2 separate regions of the Homo sapiens genome follow, and region 1 is linked to region 2. The links are chromatin loops, found by intact Hi-C in ENCODE. Cell type or tissue: CD14-positive monocyte. All regions are shown on one strand. Links, peaks and the distances in the headings refer to the core of each region. The heading gives the core; the rest is flanking DNA.

The links. A loop is a pair of places that touch in the nucleus more often than their neighbours do. Peaks named below come from ENCODE experiments on the same cell type or tissue, not always from the same donor. Only the 100,000 strongest peaks of a DNase experiment are listed, where the experiment ranks them.
Region 1: it touches region 2 in a loop (2.4-fold over the local background); 1 of 110 quality-filtered maps calls a loop at or near these places.

Annotation. Positions count from the first base shown.
Region 1 is chr17:10,168,102-10,176,329 of GRCh38, reverse strand. The region is part of intron 1 of GAS7 (growth arrest specific 7); the gene reads left to right. Among named protein-coding and RNA genes, the nearest start is that of GAS7, 26 kb to the left of the region's middle. RefSeq lists enhancers at 2,202-3,027, 3,855-4,680, 4,681-5,507. In CD14-positive monocyte, for the core only: no CTCF peak of the experiment used is centred there; DNase peaks (open chromatin) are centred at 2,219, 3,669, 4,459 and 4,919; H3K4me3 peaks cover 2,250 bases; H3K27ac peaks cover 3,409 bases.
Region 2 is chr17:10,222,694-10,230,921 of GRCh38, reverse strand. No RefSeq gene overlaps it. Among named protein-coding and RNA genes, the nearest start is that of GAS7, 28 kb to the right of the region's middle. In CD14-positive monocyte, for the core only: CTCF peaks have their summits at 3,686 and 3,885 (motif pointing right); a DNase peak (open chromatin) is centred at 3,881.

The sequences.
Region 1 (8,228 bases), core at 1,369-5,368, 54 kb after region 2:
GACTCAACCAGGTGGCTTGGTCTAACCCCTCACCTCTCTGCTGTGGTCATCCTTTCTCCTCTGGCCTCTTTGAAGTTGCTTCTGAGGCCTCCTCCTAAGACCTCCTCCCTGTCCCTGCTATCCGATTAGGAAAGCTGTTGGAATTCTTGGCCCAGACAAGCTTTAATCATTTGCAGTAAGAGCTCTGTTGCCTCCTTCATCCTTCCCTGCCTTCAGTTAAGCCCCTCTAAGGCTCGAGGTGTGTTCTCAACCCTGGGATATAGCCGAGAATGAGATGGAGTGGACAGGACTCAGGGGTCCCTAGGATCAGAGGGTTCATTGTCCGTGGGGAACCAGACCGAGTGATAACGGGGATGTGCCCAGCACAGTGAGGGGCCCCAGGGGACAGTCAGGGCTGTGGGAGTGCTCAAGAATACCATGGGCTGAGTTTGGACCCACTCCCCACTCGTATTTGAAGTCCCAACCCCTAGTACCTCAGAATGTGACTGCATGTGGAGAAAGAGTCTTTAAAGAGGTAAGTTAAAATGCATGGCCAGCTGTAGTAGCTCATGCCTGTAATCCTAACCCTTTGGGAGGCCAAGACAGGAGGATCACTTAAGGCCAGGAGTTGAAGACAAGCCTGGGCAACATGGTGAGACCTTGGCTCTACAAAGTACAAATAAAAAGAAAAAGAATTTTTGACCACACTGTTGTAGGTCAAGGAAAATAACTAACTAACTAACTAACTAACTAAATAAAATGCGGTCATTAGGGTGGGCCCTCATCCTGTATGACTGGTGTCCTTTTAAGAAAGGGAAATGAGGACACAGATACACACAGAGGGAAAACCGTGTGAAGACATAGGGAGAAGACGGCTGTTTGTAAGCCAGTGGGGAGAAGCCTTACAAGCAACCTTGAGCTTGGATTCCCAGCTTCTAGAACTGTGAGGAAATAAATTTCAGTGGTTTAAGCCACCCAGTCTATGATTCTTTTTTGTGGCAGCCCCAGCAAACTCACACAAGCCCCTTACCCTGGGCTTGGGTAGGCAACTTATTTACATAGTTCCACATGGGATCAAAACCTTGAAAAAACATAGGGACCTAGGGACAGTTTGCTTGTCCCATTTTTCTTACTAACATGTATTCCTAGCTGAAGGGTTATATAGTTCACTTCTTTACCTTATTATCATTAGAATGTGAACTCCAGGCCGCGCGTGGTGGCTCGTGCCCATAATCCCAACACTTTGGGAGGCCGAGGCAGGAGCATCACTTGAGCCCAGGATTTCGAGACCAGCCTGGGCAACATAGTGAGACCCCCATCTCTATAGAAAATAAAAAATTAGCCAGGCGTGGTGGCATGCACGTGTGGTCCCAGCTACTCGGAAGTCTAATGTGGGAGTATCGCTTGAGTCCAGGAGGCCGAGGCTGCAGTGAGCTGTGATTGTGCCACTGCACTCCAGCCTGGGTGACAGAGTGAGACCCTGTCTCAGAGAAAGGAATGTGAGCTGCATGAGGGCAGAGCTGCATCAGGTCAAAGCCCGTGAAGGCACTGGCACGTGTCTTTTGGAAGAATTCTGTCTGAACCTGGGGCCTGAAGTCAAATTCCTCACTCTGGGCTTCAATCCAGAATTGTTTTTTATTTTTTTTAATTATTTTTTTTGATACGGAGTCTCGCTCTGCCGCCCAGGCTGGAGTGCAGTGGTGCGATCTCAGCTCACTGCAAGCTCCGCCTCCTGGGTTCACGCCATTCTCCTGCCTCGGCCTCCCGAGTAGCTGGGACTACAGGCGCCCGCCACTGCGCCCGGCTAATTTTTTGTATTTTTAGTAGAGACGGGGTTTCACCATGTTAGCCAGGATGGTCTCCATCTCCTGACCTCGTGATCCGCCCGTCTCGGCCTCCCAGAGTGCTGGGATTATAGATGTGAGCCACCGCGCCTGGCCAGAATTTTTAATTAAAATAGCTGGTTTTCTGCATCCAGGTCTCTGTTTAGTGCTCACCCTGCAAGGTGAGTTGCTGTTTGTTCTACAGACTGCATCCCCTATATCCCTCTAATCTCTACTCAGTCCCCAAATGTGATTAACATGTGTTAAAAATCAGAGAAGAAAGATTCCTTTATTAGCTTTTGTTTACACTGGGTGAATTGAGCCACAGACTATATTACACTAAGTCCTAGCAGCCTATGAGTTTGAACGTTGTCACCCTCCAGAGGGTTTGCTTAATGAGGCCAGGGATTCCATCATTAGTGTCCTGAAACGCCTATGACAGTGCCTGGCCCAGGGTTGGGCACTTACTCATGTTATTCACTTATTCATATGTGGGAATGAACAGTTCAGCCAGTATAAAGGACAGGTGAGTACACACCAAGGAGATCTTCAGGGAGAGATCAGCTGGTTTTCCTGTGAAGATGTCAGCTTCATCCCTCCACCGTCTCCCTGTGCTCATGGCTCTGTTCCCTTTCCAGGCTGCTGCTGCTGGTTCTTTGGGTCTGCAGCCACCTCCCACCCCCATGAAGGGCAAACCCAGCATTATGTTACCTCCTCAGTATAAAAGGAGAGAGGGTCTCTTTTTTTTTCTTTTTTTTTTGAGACGGAGTCTAGCTCTGTCCCCCAGGCTGCAGTGCAGTGGCACGATCTCGGCTCACTACAAGCTCCCCCTCCCGCATTCACGCCATTCTCTTGCCTCAGCCTCCCCAGTAGCTGGGACTACTGGCACCCGCTGCCACACCCGGCTAATTTTTTGTATTTTTAGTAGAGACGGGGTTTCACCGTGTTAGCCAGGATGGTCTTGATCTCCTGACCTTGTGATCCGCCCATCTCTGCCTACCAAAGTGCTGGAATTATAGGCGTGAGCCACCGCGCCTGGCCGAGAGAGGGTCTCTTTTTATACCTCAGAGCTCCTCGGGTCCCTGATTTCGGGAAACTCATTACTTACCTAGGAATCATTCCTCCTTCTCTTCATTTTTTTTCTCTCCCTCTTCCCCGCCTCCCCTTCTACTTTTAAAAAAAGTTGTGTTAAAATTCACATAACATGAAATTCACCATTTTAATGTTCAGTGGCATTTGGTACATTCACAGTGTTATACAGCCACCACCATTATCCAGTTCCAGAAGTTTCATCATCCCGAAAGTAACCCATACTCATTAAGCAGCCACTCCCCATTCTCCTCCCTTCGCCCGCCCCCAGCATCAGGCGACCACTCATCTGTTTTCTGGTTCTATGCATCTGCCTATTCTAGGTGTTTCACAGAAATGGAATCAGAATGGGTGGACTTCGTATTTGGTTTATTTCCGTTGACATGATGTCTTCAGGGTTCATTTGCGTAGTGACGTGTATCAGTACTTCATTGCTTTTCATGACTGAATAATACTCCATTGCATGGATATACCACATTTGTTTATCCATCCATCAGTTGATGGACACTTGGCTAGTTCCCATGTTTTGGCTGTTGTGAATAACACCATCCACTTCTTTTTCTGGTCTTCAGTTCTGCCTCCAGATGCTGAATCTTTAGTCTTTTGTTGAGACTGCATGGGTTACTGGCAATGGAAAAGGCACTTGAGAAATAAGAAGGTAGGCAGTGAGGGGCTCTGGCTACAAAGCGCTTCATTAAAGTCTGTCAAGCCTTAGTTTGCTCATTTCCTAAATGGGTGTAAAATTCCCTGCCTTGCTTACTCAGCCCTGCAGAATGTTGTAAGAGGCGCAAGCCACAGAATGTGAGGTTAAGCCCTTCCTAAGCTATAAAGTCAGATGTCAAGTGATAGTTCTGTATGTTCCTCATTTTTTCTTTGATTGTCTCCCTTTCTGTTTCTTTTTTTTTCTTCTTCTTTTTTTTTAATCTGCTTCCTCATTTCTCCTTTTGCTAATTGCTCCATTTGAATTCTGTTTTCCTTTCTTCTTTCCTCTGCTTTCAGCTGGCCTGGGGGCAAAGTTGAGAGCAATACAGAGTGTTATGCACAGTGCTGTGCTGGAGGTGAACAAGATGATTGGCTGCCCCCTGGGGAATCCTTGGGCAGGGCCGGACATGCGGCAGAGGAAGGAGGTTAGCTGCACTGGCTGGTGGGTGATGAGGTGAAGTCAACCAGGACTGGACCTGAGGAGTGGAATGAGGGCTGCCATGGCAGGCCATCCTATCTGGCTTAGATTTAGAGACTTCTTTTACACATAGCTTTGAGGTCTTTTGCAGTCCAGGAAGTAGCCAGATTGATGGGTAGTTAGGCAGATATTAGAATCCAAACAAGCAGACCCGAGGGACACTTAGGGGAAAGCAGCAGATGGAGGTGTATGCTTTTCTTAGTATGTTGCTTTTGCGAATGCTAGATCATCCGCTGTCCTGTGTGTGCTGTTTTCCCAGCTGAACTTGAAGCTTCTTGAAGACAAAAGTGATGACAGTCTTTTATTTTTGTGCTTGCTCCTGGTGCCCCTCAGAGAGTTCTGAACTTAAGTGGCATTTCCTGTGTGTGTTGAAACGTCACTTGTTTAGTCCTATAGCGGTTACAGAGGGCTTTCATGCAGGATTTCTCATGTAATCTTATCAACAGCCTGGCGAGGTGGATTCCATTTCTCAGATAAAGGCTCAGAGAGGTCAAAGAATTTGCTCAGGACACACAACCAATCAGAGGTTTCAACACTGCTTAGGACCAGCGTTCTTCACTGCTTCACCCGTCCCTTACACGGACTGCCTGGTTTTTATGGCAGATAAGAAGCATGTGGCTGTGATTATTTAGGGAGATGGGAAATGAATCCTTATGCATTTGGATCTTGTTCATTTTCGAGATTTCTTCCCCCTAGCGTCTTAGAATTTTCAAGTCCAAAAGAAGTTCTGTAAAAGTTGCAGGTGGTCTTTCCTATTACTCAAGCACTGTAGATTCCTTTTGTCTCAACAAACTTCAGAGACGCTTCAAGGGAAGCCGATTTCCTGCTAAATTGATGTGTTCCTCATTTGTTACCCGAAGACCTGATTTAAGGAGCTATTCTTGGTGACAGGCAGGGAGCCAGCTGTGAATGGGGTTCTGGGTTCGCTGTCAGAGCCCTGCTTGGACCAAGTTACTCAAAAGTCTGGCTCTGACTGGGTCTGGCAGGAGGGGCTGGTGTGTTGGAGTAAGCGAGCTTGGGGAAAGCTTGCCCGGAGGAAATTCGGTCAAGATGTTCAGTTTTAACACCTCTGGGTTTCTTCCAAACCAAAAGAGGAAAAGATTCTGACTGAAGGGATGAAGGAAGTTTTAGGATTTTCCATGAATGGAACTCAGAGCTTGAGGGATCCTGGATTCTTTGCGGCTCAAGTGAAGCTACAGAGAGAGAAATGGTGCCTGGGAGTTAGGAGGACTTTTGCCCTTGGCTGGGACTTAGGCAAATTGCTGAGCTTAGAAGACAATTGATCCCAGTGGTTCGCTGGCTCAGCCACAGAAAGTGCCAGCTGGCCTTTGAGTTGTTCAGGGATCTGTGATGGTATTTATGTGTGGCAGAGGGATACTTCTAAGCTCAGAGACCACCTCCGAGGTGACAGAGCTGCTGGGCAGAAGATGTAAGTTTAAAAGGCCACTTTCTTTCTCATTGGAACCTTTCAGCAGATTAACAAGATACGGGGCTCATTCACTGAACAAACGCTCGTTCAGTGCCAGCCGTGTGCAGGGCACAACCTGGAAAGTAGGAGATGTAGTAGTAGTAAAACCACAGACATCCTGACTTTATAGAGTTTACATTTTAGTTAGGGGTGACAGATAGCAAGGAAAACTAAGCAAACTGCATGGTGATCTAGAAAATGTGTCATTTTAAATGGGATGGGCAGAGAAGGTCTCATTAGGAGAGGGCATCTGTGCAAAGCCCTGGAAGATACGATGGAGTAAGCACGTGGATTGCTGAGAGAAGAGCATTCCAGCCAGAAAACAGAACAGCATGTGCAAAGGCCCTGAGGCCAGAGCATTCCTGGAGTGGTCAGGGAACAGCAAGGAGGTCAGTGTGGCTGGGGCAGAGTGAGTGTGTGTGGTGTGGGGAGTGTTGGAGATGGGGACAGAGAGGTGACCAGACTGAGGGGTGGGTGGGGCCAAAGCACGAGGGCTTTTGAGACCCTCACAAGGATCTGACATTTACCCTGAGTGTCAGGGGAGCCATTGAGCAGAGGAGTGACTTGAGCCAGCTGGATGTTTACAAGGATCACTCTGCTGCTCTCTTGGGAATGAATGATGGGGGGATGGAGGGGGGAGCAGAGGGTAGAAGGAGGGAGACAAGTAAGGTGGTTATTGCAGTAATATAAGCAAGAGCTGATGCTGGCTGTGACATGGCTGTCACCACTGGATTTTGGATGTATTTTGAGAGCGAGACCAATGGGATTTGGTAATGGGTTGCACGTATAAGGTTTGAGAGAGAACTCAAAGCGAGTTTCAAGGTTTTTGGCATAAGCAAATGGGAGGAAGGAGCTGGTTTGAAATGAGAAGGTGAGGAACGGAAGCAGCAGGTTTGGGGAGGAAATCAAGAGTTAAGTTTGAGATTCCTATATATGTTCAAGTAATGATAGTGAGTAGGCATTTGGAAAGAGGACTCTTAATTCAAGGTAGGTATAAATTTGAAGTCGTTATGGCGTAGATAGTCTTCAAGCCGCTGTACTGGATGAGATCACCTAAGGAGTGGGGTGGATGGAGAAGAGGTCTGGGGATGGGGCCTGGAGGCACCCCAAATTAAGAGGACTGGGCAGAGCAAGCCAACTGTAAAGGAGAAGGAGCAACCAAAGAGTGGGCGGAAAACCAGGAAACCAGACAGTTCTCCCTGGGTTCAGTGAAGGCAGCCATGGAGTCATCGGGACATTGACCTTATCTGCAGCTCTCAAGGAATGGAAAACCATCAGGGACCATCTGAGATATGGTCAAAGCCTCAGGGATGACGCACCCTTCCTGGTGTTGTTAGCATCTGTTTCATTACAAACAGCATAAACTGTAGCATGGCTGTGTTTGCCTGTCCGTAACCCCACCCAGACTTCACTGGCAGGCTTAACCCACAAGAAGTTTTAGGGAAGGAGGTACTGTCTACAAGGTTTTACATTGTGCTGAGTGTAAATGTGAACTTTTAAAATTATTAATTAATTTTTTTTTTTGAGTCGAAGTCTTGCTCTTGTTGCCCAGGCTGGAGTGCAATGACATGATCTTGGCTCACTGCAACTTCTGCCTCCTGGGTTCAAGTGATTCTCCTGCTTCAGAGTAGCGGGGATTACAGGTGCGCGCCACCATGCCTGGCTATTTTGTATTTTTAGTAGAGACAGGGTTTCACCATGTTGGCCAGGCTGATCTCAAACTCCTGACATTGTGATCTGCCTGCCTCGGCCTCCCAAAGTGCTGGATTACAGGCGTGAGCCACTGCACCTGGCCTAATTACTAATTTTTTTTTTTTTTTTGAGATGGAGTCTCACTCTGTCGCCCACGCTGGAGTGCAGTGGCGTGATCTCGGCTCACTGCAAGCTCTGCCTCCCATGTTCAAGTGATTCTCCTGTCTCAGCCTCCCAAGTAGCTGGGATTACAGGTGCATGCCACCATGCCTGGCTAATTTTGTATTTTTAGTAGAGATGGTGTTTCACCATGTTGGCCAGGCTGGTCTCAAACTCCTGACCTTGTGATCCGCCCGCCTCAGCCTCCCAAAGTGCTGGGATTACAGGCATGAGCCACCGTGCCCAGCCTAATTATTAATTTTTTAACCACACAATTAATATACAAATTAGACCATACATCCTCACTAGGGGCAATATCACCCTGCAGGGGGAAGAAATGGGTTCTGAGGTGCTAACAACATCCTAGGGCCTACAGCGGTTTGTGGCTCTCCAGCGGTCCACAGTACGTAAACAGACATACAGCCTGACTGTGGTATTAAAATTTCATGGTAGTGGGGGAGTGATTAGGAAAGAAATATCTTAAAAGGCTCCTTAGAGAGGGCAGTAATGAAAAAAGGTTGAAAAACCCAGAATTATTCTAAAGCCACCTTCAACTACTTCCCTAGGCCTCTGTGGAAAGATACTCTGATGATTTGTGGGTTTAGTTCTTTTAAATAAAGAAAACCAAGCTATTATTTCTTAACTTCTTTTTTTTCTCACTTGATAATGTATCTTGAAGTTATTTTTTTTTGTTAGCACATATACATCAGTGGTTATTTATAAAAACTGTGTGGTATTCTATAGTATGGATGTAGCATACTTTATTTTCCGTTCCTTAGTTGATGGATATTTAAAGTGCTTCTAATTTTTTCTTTTTGCTATTAAAAGTACCATGGCA
Region 2 (8,228 bases), core at 1,597-5,596:
TGCCTTCACAAGACTTAACCTTTCCTATCTGTTTATTGATTATTCATTTTTTTTACCTCTCCCATAGTTCCTATCATTGAGCTACCATTACCAGAAGTGCTCTATGGGTGCTGACAACCTAATGCAATTCAATGCAACAAATTATTTATTGATTCATTTTACAAATTGCTCATTGAGCACATACTAGTGCCAGGTACTGAATCAGGCACAGGGGATACCATAGTGGGCAATTCTGCCTGTCCTCATGGATCCTATCACCTACTGAAAGAGATGTGCCACTGATTATTGAATAATCAAAGAAATATTATATGTTAGGACTGTATTAATCTGTTCTTATGCTGCTAATAAAGACATACCCAAGACTGGGTACTTTATAAAAGAAAGAGGTTTAATGGACTCACAGTTCCACATGGCTGAGGAGGCCTCACAATCATGGCAGAGAGCAAAGGAGAAGCAAAGGCAGGTCTTACAAGGCAGCCGGCAAGAGAGAGCAAGTGCAGGGGAACTCCCATGTATAAAACCATCAGATCTTGGGAGGCCGAAGCGGGCGGATCATGAGGTCAGGAGATCGAGACCATCCTGGCTAACACAGTGAAACCCCATCTCTACTAAAAATACGAAAAATCAGCCAGGCATGGTGGTGGGCGCCTGCAGTCCCAGCTACTTGGGAGGCTGAGGCGGGAGAATCGCTTGAACCCAGGAGGAGGAGCTTGCGGTGAGCCAAGATCGCGCCACTGCACTCCAGCCTGGGCAACAGAGCAAGACTCCATCTCAAAAAAAAAAAAAAAAAAAAAAAAAAAACAACCATCAGGTCTCATGAGACTTATCCACTACACAAGAACAGTGTGGGGGAAACTGGCCCCATGATTCAGCTATCTCCACCTGGCCCCACCTTGACACGTGGGGATTACTCCAATTCAAGGTGACATTTGGGTGGAGACACAACCAAACCATATCAGGAATAAACTATAGGAAGGAAGAAAACCATGGGGTTCTGGCCGGGCACAGTGGCTCACACCTGTAATACCAGCACTTTGGGAGGCCAAGGCAAGAGGATCAACTGAGGTCAGTAGTTCAAGACCAGCCTGGCCAACATGGCAAAACCCCATCTCTACTAAAAGTACAAAAATTAGCCGGGTGTGGTGGCAGGCGCCTGTAATCCCCCAGCTACTCGGGCGGCTGAGGCAGGAGAATCACTTGAACCTGGGAGGTGGAGGTTGCAGTGAGCCGAGATCATGCCACTGCACTCCAGCCTGGTGACAGAGCGAGACTTCATCTCAAAAGAGATGGAGACTCCATCTCAAAAAGTAATAATAATAATAATGAAGCTCTAAGTTAAGTGCTTAGGAGGGCATGGAGCTGGTCACAGAGAGGGCTGGGCAGAGCCAGAGACAGCTTTCCTGAGGAACCCACTTAAGGATGGAGATTAAGAGTTATGAGTTATGTGCCAGGCAGGGGCACTGAAGGAAGGCCAGGAAGGCCTGGGCATCAGCAGCCAGAGTGCACAGGGCTGGCTGACAGGCAGATGTCCTGTGCTGGTGAAGATGCTGAAATCGTGACTCATGGGAAGCCTACTCTTTCTCATGGGGGACTGGGGAAGTGTGTCTGTCAAGGCTCAGCCTGGAAAGTAAATGCCACTCCAGGTATTTAGGAGACCAAAACGTTTATTAGAGGGAAATAGAGGCTTGGAAAGTGGCAGTCAGGAGGGCTGCTTCAAGAAATGACAGAGCATGGGCATCCCGAGGAAGGGTCTCATGACATTCTCAGCAGCTAGTGGCACCAGTGAAATGGGTGAGCTCAGGAAGGTGACTCGGGAATGATGAATGTTGCTGCCAAGCGAATTCAGTGCTGCTGGATAATGATGGCTTCTTCTGCTCTTCTCTCTTCCAAATGCCATGCCAGTGCCTCGCAAGGTACAATCTAACTCAGCGCCATACTGGCAAAGCATCTGGGGGCACAAAGCCCCTGAGCTTGATGTTCCTGCATGTCTTGGATCATAGCCAGGGCCAGGACTAGGGTGGAGTGCAGGAGGCTCCTAGGGTGTAGAATGTAAGGAGACACTCTCAAGTGGCCCCTACACTTGCATGACCCTGAGAGTAACTGGCTCCTGAAAGCTTGCACCCTAGTCCCAGACCTGTATAAGATGAATTTGGAACTGCATTCTGACTGGTGGTGGCAACCCTCAGCAAAAACTTCTGGGTCAAGAAAGGATCTATGGAGAGAGCCATGTCTAAGCTAAGACTAGAGTTACCTGGGTGGAGGGAAGATGTATTCCAAGAAAAGATAATAGCATGTAGAAAATCCTAGAGACCTTCGGCCGGGCACGGTGGCTCACACCTGTAATCCCAGCACTTTGGGAGGCTGAGGCAGGCGGATTGCTTGAGCTCAGGAGTTTGCGACCAGCCTGCGCCACAGGGTGAAACCGCGTCTCTACTAAAATACAAAAAAATTAGCCGGGCGTGGCGGCGGGCGCCTGTAGCCCCAGCTACTTGGGAGGCTGAGGCAGGAGAACTGCTTGAGCCTGGGAGGCGGAGGTGGCAATGAGCCGAGATTGTGCCACTGCACTCCAGCCTGGGTGACAGAGTAAGACTCCATCTCAAAAAAAAAAAAAAAAAAAAAAGAAAGAAAAGAAAATCCTAGAGACCTTCAAGCGCCTGGCTCAGTAGCAGGATTGAATGACAGAAGTCATTGTAACAAGATGATGAGTTCTTCTAGCATTTGCTTGTGTCTTCTAAATGTTTTGGGTACAGACTGGTATTCTTCTGGGTCCTGGTGAGTGACACCGTGGGATTGCAGAACCACACGCTAACCATGAAGAATTGGGTGGAGCAAGGTAAAGTTGAAGGAGACCCATCAGTTCCAGAAAAAATGGCTCAGGCTACAGCCTGACGGGGCTACAAGGCTACAACCAGGGACTCTCAGCCTCAGTTAGAGCAGAAATGAGGAAAAATGGGAGACAGAAGATGCTTTTTATATACGAGAGGGGGTTCAATTCTGTGGTACCAACCACTTCTTTTTTTTTTCTTTCTTTCTTTGTTTTTTCTTTCTTTCTTTTTTTTTTCCAGACAGTTTCGCTCTTATGGCCTAGGCTGGAGTGTGATGGCGTGATCTCGGCTCACCACAACCTCCGCCTCCCGGGTTCAAGCGATTCTCCTGCCTCAGCCTCCTGAGTAGCTGGGATTATAGGCATGCGCCACCACGCCCGGCTAATTTTGTGTTTTTAGTAGAGATGGGGGTTTCTCCATGTTGGTCAGGCTGGTCTCAAACTCCTGACCTCAGGTGATCAGCCCACCTTGGCCTCCCAAAGTACTGGGATTACAGGCGTGAGACACTGTGCCCGGCCGGTACCAACCATTTCTAATCATGATTACTAAACACCACCCTGGTCCAGCGCACCCTAATCTCTCACTTGCATCAGAACAACAGCCTCTTAATGGCCTCCCCACCTCTGCCCCTGCCCTCTACTGCAGGGGTCCCCAACCCTCGGCCCCGGACCAGTACCAGTCCATGGCTTGTTAGGAACTGGGCTGGCCACGCAACAGGAGGTGAGCAGTGAGCAAGCCAGCGAGGCTTCATCTGCCAGGGCTTCTGATTTTGCAAGAGAAATCACATGTCTGGATTTTTATGTCAAATCCAACGCTTATGTATTGGCAAGTAAAGTTTTTCTTTAACATGGAGCTGGCCAAATAAATTAGAGGCACCAAATCTCTCATTTGTGGCCCCTGGTTTTGTGGAAAGGAGTGGTGCCACATTTGGAAAGTGGACTCCAAAGTCTGATGATGAGGCCCTAAGAGTCTTGCGTGGAGTGGGGGTGGGAGGTGGGGCCCGCAGCCCCCAACCTGGGCCTCTGGTTTACATGCCCGGCCACGGCCACTAGGGGGAGCTCAAGGCTTCCTCCCCTCTGATCACACCTGGGCAACTCTGCATCCCCTAGGAGCCAACAGCCAGGAACTCAGTCGCTCTGCAGGGCGAGGGGAGGTGCACAAGCAAAGTGGCCCAAGACTCTCAGGCCCACATGGCAACTTCTCTTTGGACTTCCCTTGGGATTTCTCTTGGGAGCTCCCTGTGTTGGAATTGTTCTGGCTCCTCTAGTTGTATTCCTGCCTCTCAGACCCTTGGTATCCAGATGCACTTGAGCAGCGTCCACCTGCAATAGCCAAGCAGGAACAGGCCAGGAGGAGAGGAAGGGAGCAGGAAGGCCCAAGCTGGGGTTATGACCAGAAGCTTCAGCACACACACTGGGGAGGACTGAATATCTGTTTCCTTAACCAACATTGGAGGACAGGCAGCTTATCAAGAATAGGGGGACTTGGAGGTGGGCGCACTGGCTCACACCAGTAATCCTACCACTTTGGGAGGCAGAAGTGGGCAGATCATCTGGGGTCAGGAGTTCAAGACCAGCCTGGCCAACATGTCGAAACTCCATCTTTACTGCAAATATAAAAATTAGCCAGGCGTGGTGGTGCATGCCTGTAGTCCCAGCTACTCGAGAGGCTGAGGCAGGAGAATTGCTGGAATCTAGGAGGCAGAGGTTGCAATGGGCTGAGATCATGCCACTGCACTCCAGCCTAGGCAACAGAGCAAGACTCCTTCCCAGGCAACAGAGCAAGACTCCTTCCCAAAAACAAAAACAACACCAAAAAAAGAATAGTGGGACTTGGCGACCGGGACTACTATGATCTGAATGTTTGTGCCTCTCCAAAATTCATGTGTTGAAACCTAACCCTCAATGTGTTGGTATTAAGAGGTGGGGCCTTTAGGAGGTGATTAGGTGATTAGGAGGTGAATGAGGTTGGTGCCTTTATAAAAGAGACTTGAAGGAGCTTGTTCGCCTTCCTCACCATATGAGGAAACACAGAAGGTGCCTTCTATGAGGGATGGGCCCTCACCAGACACTGAGTCTACTGGCACCTTGATCCTGGGCTTCCAGCCTCCAAAATGTGAGACAGAAACATCTTTTGTTTATAAATTACTCAGTCTGTGGCATTTTGTGACAGAGACTTGAACAGGCTAAGACATGGCCCAGTATCCTCTGTCTCATAGTTACTAATGCTCTCAGGAGGGAGGTGGTATCTCTGTTTTTGTAGACAAGGACAACAGACTTGGAGAAATGACAAACCCAAGGCCACATAGCTGTGAGTGGTGGGATTTCGTTGGAACCCAGGGCTGTGTTATGCAGGAAACTGCGTTCTGTCTACTCCACAGCTCAGCCCAGGAAAGAATGCCTAAGTGAACCATAAAAGCACAGGGTCACACCCGTGGTACTAGAAGGGAACTTTAAAGTCACTGAATTTGATGTCCCTTCAGACCTGACACCCTTCTTTATTGCTTCTAACTATTGGTCACTAGTGAAAACTCTCATGAATAAAACCAGCAAGGTTTCCCTCCCCTCCTGGCTGTCACCCACTTGGATTAGAATTTTTGTCTCTCTCTGTCTCTCCCCAGCCTGTGGGGCCTGACCACTGATAGCTTTGTCCCCTCTCCTTGAGAAGGTCTGCTCTGTGTTTGACTAAAGACCCCATTACAGAAATGAAACCCTCCTAGCTTCTCTAACAATGCATCTTTTATTTAAAAAGACCCCATTTAGCAAAAAGACCCTATGCTGGGATTTGAATCAAAGATCAGGAGAAGCAGAAGCCGGGAGCAAAAATGATGCGCTCCTTTGTTGTCGATCAGAGCCAGGCCCAGGAGGAGCATGTTAAAGAAAGGTTGTCAGGCCACAACTTTGGGGCACCTTGAACCAGCTTCCCTGCAAAGGTTCTCCGGACATTGTTCTGAGAAAGAGTGAGCTGCCCCCCAGCTTCCTCTCCTCACCAGCTGCAGACTGGCATCCCTGTCTCCCGGAGCTCTCTGGTTCCTTTGGTCTCCTCTTGTCTGCTTGGCCAAAAGAGACATCACTCACTGGTGCCATGAAGTCAGAGCAACAACAGGCCTGTGCAGATGTGCAGAGGGTGGGCGGTGCACGTGGGGGTGGGGAGCAAGCCTGGGTGTCATCAAAGCTGATGCTGATATGAGATTTAGTTCCTCTCTCCCACTCACTTCATTTGCACACTTTAACGCAACTTGCTGAATTACATGAGTTCAGTTGATAAGCCCTCCCTCCAGAAAGTCTTCCAAGAGAAAGCTACTCACTGTGAATGCACTAATCAGATCCAGCAAGAAGTTATTACAGCACCTTTCCCTGAAATGCGATAATCCCGTTTCTAATTTACTTATTATGCAATAAGAAAATGCCTTCGTTAATTTCATGAGAAAAGCACATTAACCTACTTACAGATCTCATGTTTCTTCATGAAATCATGAATAGCATCAGTTCCCTTTAATAAATGGAATGCTTAAAGAAAATCAAGAATAATTACTTTGTTTATTAACATTTGGTGATTCACATTTCAAAAGCAATTTCAATAAATACAGTGTGAATCTGAAATGGGGCCTTAAGCTAGTGATCCGCATGGAGTAAAACAATGTTCCTTTGAACCCGGGGCAATTTAAAATTCGTGTTTTCTAAGGTGTGTGTATCACCAATGTATGCACCAGTGATTCAAATTATGTCCAAGAATCCAAGGTTATGGTGAATGCATCCATTTTTTTTGTGTTTACTCTTCAAGGACAAGTGTTTTTGTGTTTACTCTTCAAGGACAACAGGAACCTGCCTGGAGTGCATGGTCCTTTTTTTTCTTTTTCTTTTTCTTTCTTTCTTTTTTTTTTTTTGAGATGGACTCTTGCTTTGTCACCCAGGCTGCAGTGCAGTGGTGCGATCACGGCTCACTGCAACCTCCACCTCCAGGGTTCAAGCCATTCCTCTTGCCTCAGCCTCCCAAGTAGCTGGGACTACAGACGCGTGCCACCACGCCCAGCTAATTTTTGTATTTTTAATAGAGACGGGGTTTCACCATGTTGGTCAGGATGGTCTCGATCTCTTGACCTCGTGATCTGCCTGCCTCAGCCTCCCAAAGTGCTGGGATTACAGGCGTGAGCCACTGCACCCGGACTGCATGGTCCTTTTCTCTGCACACCCCACTCCTCCCACATCTTCAGTGAGCTGGAGGCAGAAGCAGAGAGCAGACTCTTTTCTTTGATGATCGCTGGAGACCTTTGGGATATGGATTCTGGCAACACAAGTCTTATTTCTTCACCTGCTCTGTGCTTTCCAAACTTCCTCTGCCACTGTGGTAGGCTGAATAGTGCCCTCCTAAAAGCTGCCCATGTCCCAATCCCTGGAGCCTGAGAATGTGTTACCTTGTTTGGCAAAAGAATAAACAAGAAAAAAAAAAAAAGACTTCGGAGATGTGATTGCATTAAGGATCTTGAGATGGGGGATTATCCCGGATTATTCAGGTGGTCCTAAGTGCCATCACAGGTATCCTTATAAAAGGGAAGCAGGCTGGTTTTGGTAGCTCACACCTGTAATCCCAGCACTTTGGGAGGCCGAGGCAGGCAGATCACTTGAGGTCAAGAGTTTGAGACCAGCCTAGCCAACATGGCGAAACCCCGTCTCTACTAAAAATACATGTAGTAATCTCAGCTAGTCAGGTGGCTGAGGCACAAGAATTGCTTGAAGCCAGGAGGGGAAGGCTGCAGTGAGCCAAGATTGTGCCACTGCACTCCAGCCTGGGTGACAGAGTAAGACTCTGTCTCAAAAAAAATAAAAACAAACAAAACACACACACACACACACACACACACAAAAGAAGCACAAAAAAACAGGGAAGCAGAGATATATTTGTATACACACAGAAGGAGAGGAGTTGATGTGACCATGGAGGGAAAGATTCAAGTGATGGGGCCACAAGCCACAGAATGTGGGCAGCCTCCAGAGAAGCTGGAAGAGGCAAGGGAAAGGGTCCTCCCCTAGAGCCTTCAGAAGGAACACAGACCTGTTAGCACCTTAATTCCAGCCCAGTGAAACTGATTTTAAAGTTCTGGCCTCCAGAACTGTAAGAAAATAAATATGTGTTATTTTAAGTCACCAAGTTTGTAGTGAGTTATTACAGAACCACAGGAAACAAACAAAGCCATCTTCATGATTTCTGCCGTATCTGTGTACCAATAGCATTTTTGTTTACTGACATGTTTCTTTCAATCAAGTCTGAGCTAACATAGCTATCTATTTTCGCTTTGTCCTAGCAATAATATTCGTGAATCATACAAGTTCACTATACATAAAATAAATATTCAATTTAACTCATTTATTTATTATTTTATTTTATTTTTTTGAGATGGGAGTT